Regions from separate parts of the Homo sapiens genome. Here region 1 is linked to region 2. The links are chromatin contacts, found by Hi-C or POLR2A ChIA-PET in ENCODE. All regions are on one chromosome and are shown on one strand. Each heading gives the region's core, a stretch centred on a gene start or an enhancer-like site at or near the end of the contact. The rest is flanking DNA. Distances are from core to core; before and after follow the strand shown.

Region 1 (3,414 bases), core at 533-3,032, 41 kb after region 2:
TACCAGATTTGGATTTTATTAAAAATAAAATAGAAAATGGGCAGTGCGTGCGGTGGCTCACACCTGTAATCCCAGCACTTTGGGAGGCCGAGGCAGGCGGATCACCTGAGGTCAGGAGTTCGAGACCAGCCTGGCCAACATGGTGAAACACCATCTCTACTAAAAATACAAAAATTAGCTGAGCGTGGTGACGCGCACCTGTAGTCCCAGCTACTCGGGAGGCTGAGGCAGGAGAATCGCTTGAACCCAGGAGGCGGAGGTTGCAGTGAGCCGAGATCACGCCACTGCATTCCAGTCCAGTGAGACTCCGTCTCAAAAAAAAAAAAAGTAAGTTAATTAATTTAATAGAAAATGTAAAATGGTACAGTTGCTATGGAAAACAGCTTGGTAGTTCCTCAAAAAATTAAACATATAATTATTATATGATCCAGGAATTCCACTTCTAGATATACACCCAAAAGACCTGAAAGTAGCAACTTGAACACATTTTTATACACCAGGGTTCACAGCAGCATTCACAATAGCCAGAAGGTAAAAACAACCCAAATGTCCATCAACAGATGACTGGAAAAACAAATATTTACTATTCATACCATAAAACATTCACCCTTAAAAAAGAAATGAAATTCTGAAACATGCTATAACAGAGACGAACCTTGAAAACATTACAGTAAGTAACATAAGCCACACATTAAAAAAAAAATCCATTTTTATGAAGTGCCTAGGCTAGGCAAATGCATAGAAACAGAAAGTAAAGTAGAGGTTACCAAGGGCCACGAGCAAGGGAGTGGGGAGTAACTCTTCAATGAGTCCAGAATTTCTATTTGGAATGATGGAAAGGTTCTGAAAATTAGTAGTGACAGTTGTGCAAAACCAAGAATGTATTTTAATGCCACTGGTGCACTTAAAAATGTTTAATAATTTTAGATGTATATTTTGCCTGAATTTTTTAAAAAGCAGCAACAAAAATGTTTCACACCAAATATTAAGATACCAGAAATCATCAACACAGTAACTTGTGCTAACCCCAGATTAACTCATTTTTGTGCACAACAGAATAAAGCTTGACAGCTGTTTCCCTGAAGAGCATCCAGAGTTTTTTTTAATAGATGATCTGTTTAAAAAAAAAAAAAAAAAGGTCCACATGCTAAGAACTGTGCCAATGAGAATGCTCTTTATGAGCAGCCAGAACACAACTTGGAAATAAACTAGGTGCTCAGACTGTCGTAAGACTTTGAATGCCACGTACATGCCCCAATTTTCAATGTTTTGTTCATTGTATCAGCCCAATTAGGTTTAACTTTTATTTTTATTTACAACCTATTTCAAACATACAGAAAAGTACAGATAATAACATAACAGGCAATTTCCTGGATTTATCCAATGTCAATAGTTAAGTACTACTGACGTCGGACTGTTTTTTTCTGTTTTAAGAAAAACAATGAGCCACGCATGGTGGCTCACGCCTGTAGTCCCAACACTTCTGGAGGCTGAGATGGATGGTTTGTTTGAAGTCAGGAGTTCAAGATCAGTCTAGGCAACAAAGTGAGACCTTAATCTCTACAAAAAAATTTTAAGATTACCCAGGTGCAGTGGAGTGTGCCTATAGTCCCAGCTACTGGGGTGGCTGAAGCAAAAAGATCACTTGATTGATTGCCCAGGAGTTTAAGGCTGCAGTGAGCTATGATCGTGCCACTGCACTCCAGCCTGGGTGGCAGAGCAAGACTCCATCTCAAAACACAAGGCAACGGGCCAGGCGAGGTGGCTCATGCCTGTAATCCCAGCACTCTGGAAGGCCAAGGCAGGCGGATCACTTGAGGTCAGGAGTTCGAGACCAGCCTGGCCAACATGACGAAACCCCATCTCTACTAAAAATACAGAAAGTAGCCGGGTGAGACTCTGTCTCAAAAAAAGAGGCAATGAAGGCCATCTCACTATCATTCCCAGGGCAGTTAATCACTATCCTAAAGTGGGACTGTATCTTTCCCAGCCGTGTTTTTAAATGAATATAATTTGGTGTTTTTGAAAACTCATATACCTCATTCTCAGAAATTGCCTTTACCATTATTATAAATCCAAACTTATAAGTTTATACTAATAACTGTAATTCCAGCACTTTGGGAGGTCAAGGCGGGAGGGTCACTTGAGGCCTGGAGTTTGAGACCAGCCTGGGCAACATAATAAGACCTCATCTCAACAAGAACAACAACAACAACAAATATTTATTTTTTATTTTGTTTTTGAGATGAAGTCTCGCTCTGTTGCCCAGACTGGAGTGCAGTGGTGCAATCTTGGCTCACTGCAACCTCCGCCTCCTGGGTTCCAGTGATTCTCCTGCCTCAGCCTCCCAAGGAGCTGGGACTACAGGCACAAGCCACCATGCCTGGCTAATTTTTTGTATTTTTAGTAGAGATGGGGTTTCGTCATGCTGGCCAGGCTGATCTCGAACTCCTGACCTCAGGTGATCCACCCACCTCGGCCTCCCAAAGTGCTGGAATTACAGGCGTGAGCCACCGTGCCCAGCCAAAAAAAAATTTTTTTAAATAACAATTTATACTAACGAAATGCTCCTTTTCTATTTTATATACATGTATCAAGGTTCCACGTAAGACTGATAGAAAACAATGGGTCTACTGCTCCGTTCTACACCCTAAGCCAGTGGTTCTCAACCACAGCAGCACTACAATCACTTGGGAGCTTCACAAGTTCAGATTCTGGAGCCCGCTCCAGACAACTGAACTCAAATTTTTGAGGGCATGGCCTGGATAGCAGTTTTATTTATAGTATTTGTTTATTTTTTAAATAAGTCCCCAGGTGACTGGAGTTGCGATTCACTGCTCTAAGCCATTGCTTCCAGAGGAGTATCATTAGGAACAAAGCAGCCAGTAAAATAAAAATGCAAAAAAACATATTTGAAAATGAAATTATTTTGCTCTTTTACACAATTTTTTTCTTTTGAGACAGGGCCTCAGCTCTGTGCCCTCAGCTGCAGTGCAATGGCATAATCAGAGCTCACTGCGGCCTTGATCTCCCAGGCTCAAGCAATTCTCCTGCCTCAGCCTCCTCATTAGCTGAGACTACAGGTACATGCCACCATTTCGTTTTTTCAAATATTTTTGGTAGAGATGAGGTCTCTCCATCTTGTCCAGGATGGTCTCAAACTCCTAGGCTCAAGTGATCCTCCCACCTCAGCCTCCCAAAGTACTGGAATTATAGGAGTGAGCCACCGTGCCTGGCTCATTAAAAATTTCCTATTATCCAGACTGACAAAATGTTCCAAGTAGGGAGGCAGCAAATGGTTCAAAACTAATCTACAAAAACCATTCCCAGTAAAATGAGGAAGGTTTAGTGGGCACTTAGTCTTATCTTCACAATGTAGGAATTACTGTTAACACTGATTCCATAGTGTATAGT
Region 2 (2,993 bases), core at 223-2,722:
AAGTGATCCACCTGCCTCGGCCTCCCAAAGTGCTGGGAGTACAGGTGTGAGCCACCACATCTGGCCACCGACTTTTTATTTTAAATGTATTTTCTTTGTGGGAAACTTGGAAAATAAAGAAAAAATATTTAAAAATTAAAAATAATTCATATTCCTACCTACATTAAGCATTTTGGTTCATTTGAGATCATTCTGTATATAGTTTTGTAATTTTTTTAAACCATATTTACTTGGTAAACATTCAGTGGATATATGTGATTTATCATTAGGATATATCATTACCAGATTATGTAATTGTAGTCATTGCTGGATGTCTTGGAGGTTTTCTGATTTTGTAGACAACTCTTGAGATGAACATCTTTATGCATCAATTTTTAGTTCCTGAAGGTGGAATTAGAGCCAATTTTCTTGTGCAAAGTTCATGTCAGTTTCTTTAACACACCTTTACCTACACTGGGCATTATTTGGTTGCCATTTTGATAAGTAAAAATGGTACTTTTCCTTACTTCTGAGGCATAATCAGATTGGCATTTAATCAAACTATTACATACATGTGGTAGAATTCATTTTTTTTAAATTTAACTTTGTTGTTGTTGAGAGGGAGTCTTGCTCTGCCGCCCAGGCTGGAGTACAGTGGTGCAATCTCAGCTCACTGCAACCTCTGCCTCCTGGTTTCAAGCAATTCTCCTGCCTCAGCCTCCTGAGTAGCTGGGATTACAGGCACCTTCCACCATGCTTGGCTAATTTTTGTATTTTTAGTAGAGACAGTTTCACCATGTTGGCCACGTTGGTATAGTGGTGAGCATAGCTGCTTTCCAATTTACTTTATTTATTTATTTATTTATTTATTTATTTATTTATTTATTTATTTGAGACGGAGTCTAACTCTCCTACCCAGGCTGTAGTGCATTGGCACGATCTCAGCTCACTGCAACCTCCATCTCCCAGGTTCAAGCAATTCTCCTGTCTCAGCCTCCCAAGTAGCTGGGACTACAGGTGCACACCACCATGCCGAGCTAATTTTTTGTATTTTTTAGTAGAGACGGGGGTTTCACCATGTTGGCCAGGCTGGTCTCGAACTCCTGGCCTCAAGTGAACTGCCTACCTGGGTCTCACAAAGTGCTGGGATTACTGGCTTGAGCTACCACACATGGCCTCAACTCTTCATTATTAAATTGGTTTTGTGTTAGGTGATTTTGCCCAGCTGTAGGTGAATGTAAGCGTTCTGAGCATGTTTGAAGTAGGCTAGACTGAGCTAGGATGGTGGGTCGGTTAAGTGTATTAAAATGCATTTTAACTTATGATATTTTCAGTTTATGGTGAGTTTATCAGGATGTGACCCCATCGTAAGTTGAGGAGCATCTGTAATAGCATTTTGTTTTTTAAAAATATTTAATCATCTTTGTCAATGTCTCTTGAATCCTCAGCGTTGACAACGAAGATGTGTCCCTACCCTCTGCCTCTCAGGCTTGCTAATTGCTGGGTTCTGCTTTCACTTTCACATTGTTGAAGGAGATATTTCCAGTTGTTTTCTGTGCATTATCTGTAGTTCCCTTTTAAAAGGTGAAGCTGATAAACACTTGTTATGACAGTGTGAACTGGGCTTAATGCTGTGTCAAGCAGTGTGCAAAGATTACATTTCCCTCTCCTCATGTCTTGACTTCTGCATCCCTCAAGAGAGAATGAATGTTCGTAAGGTTAAGGTCAAATGGAATGGAGTTTGCTCCTCATATTTCATCAGTTGCTCAAAGGTACTCCCCATTTTAGCTTGTGTTCTGTTTGGATCCTGACTTTCTCATGGTGGTTTTTCTGGACTTTTATTAGCTTTCTTTTTCATCCTGGGTATTACATGGCGTGCCTTCCACTCTGCCCCTGGATTTCTTTTTACAGCCCTGGCTCTTGTGGGCCACAACAGTTCTTGAGGTAGGCTGCTAGGGTTCCCCATTGGAGCCTCTCCATTCCAGTGTTCCAGGGGGCAGATGAGCTCCTATCCCCACTGGCCTGTCTTGCTGGTGTTCAGGGCCCTGGCTTCCACTTTGCGAGGTCACCTTTCAGGATTCATGTGTATCCACTTTGCTGTGTCAGAAACTCCCTACTGCTGACCTCCCTCTCCTCTTTGCTGTCATTAATGGATTCTCATTGTGGGAGATAAACGTGTGCTCAGCCTAGAATACCACATGATTTTTTTTTTCTTGATTCATTGCTTTTGCCTGTTAGCCTTGTTGTTCTAAAGTAGTTCATTTTTCTACTCTACTTTTCCTTTCCCCTCAATGACCCCCACCCCAAAACTGTGCCTAAATACTATTCATGCAGTCTTTGAGAATCAAACAGGTTCACACTCTTATTCCTGAGTACAGAAACTTACCGAATCACACAGCTGGATAAAGCCGGGATTGAAACCCTGGCAGTCTGGTTTCCAGAGCATTCTGGCTTAGCCACTTATGCCATGGTTTGGCAAAAGTTAGAAACAGCTAATCAGCTAATAAGGGCATGATCACAAGGCATTTTGCTAATAAGTTTTTAAAATATACACTATGGGTGTTTTTTGGTTGTGACAATTCTTGGGTCCCTATTCATAGGAGCATCCCCCGCACCAATCCCTAGGCACAATCCTGTATCCAGCCTGCTGGACATGACCGTTTATTCCATTTCGTAAACCCTAAGCATTTGCTCTGCAAACCTCCTCCTGCTTGGTCCTTGCTCTTACTCCTTGTCTGAGAAACATGGTGGCTGAGCTTTGTGACTGCAAGGCAGGGCTCATCCTTAGGGTCTACCCTGAGGTATTCTTAGTAGGACTGCTCTTTGATAGGGCAAAGGAGTTTCATGGACCCTTTGAAAATAATTTAGAGGCATTTTCCTTTGGTTTCTCTGAATGAGCTAAGAACCCCTGATAATAAGGAACTGCTGTGGGCTGATGGTCAGTTCCTCCAGCCCCTCCATTCTAGGAAGGTGTCTGGTAAAGCAGCTCACTGTGTGGTTGGGGAAGGGAGACA

What was found. A loop is a pair of places that touch in the nucleus more often than their neighbours do. ChIA-PET counts read pairs that join two places held with the same protein, here RNA polymerase II (POLR2A). Pooled maps may share reads with other maps.
Region 1: a loop to region 2 is called in a map of astrocyte of the cerebellum, with 4 times the contacts of the local background. The contact joins two enhancer-like sites. A Hi-C loop is called at or near these places in 2 of 168 maps with a recorded cell type or tissue (astrocyte of the cerebellum and endothelial cell of hepatic sinusoid) and 1 of 50 pooled maps. POLR2A ChIA-PET finds 5 or more read pairs at or near these places in 9 of 52 experiments (AG04449, GM12878, MCF 10A and 5 more).

What each region holds. Positions count from the first base shown.
Region 1 is chr20:49,139,863-49,143,276 of GRCh38, forward strand. All of the region lies in intron 5 of STAU1 (staufen double-stranded RNA binding protein 1), which reads right to left. Among named protein-coding and RNA genes, the nearest start is that of STAU1, 47 kb to the right of the region's middle. Within about 2 kb of position 1,783, at least 2 of the 41 ENCODE cell types and tissues checked have a DNase peak (open chromatin) inside an H3K27ac peak, as active enhancers do.
Region 2 is chr20:49,099,644-49,102,636 of GRCh38, forward strand. No RefSeq gene overlaps it. Among named protein-coding and RNA genes, the nearest start is that of CSE1L, 55 kb to the left of the region's middle. Within about 2 kb of position 1,473, at least 2 of the 41 ENCODE cell types and tissues checked have a DNase peak (open chromatin) inside an H3K27ac peak, as active enhancers do.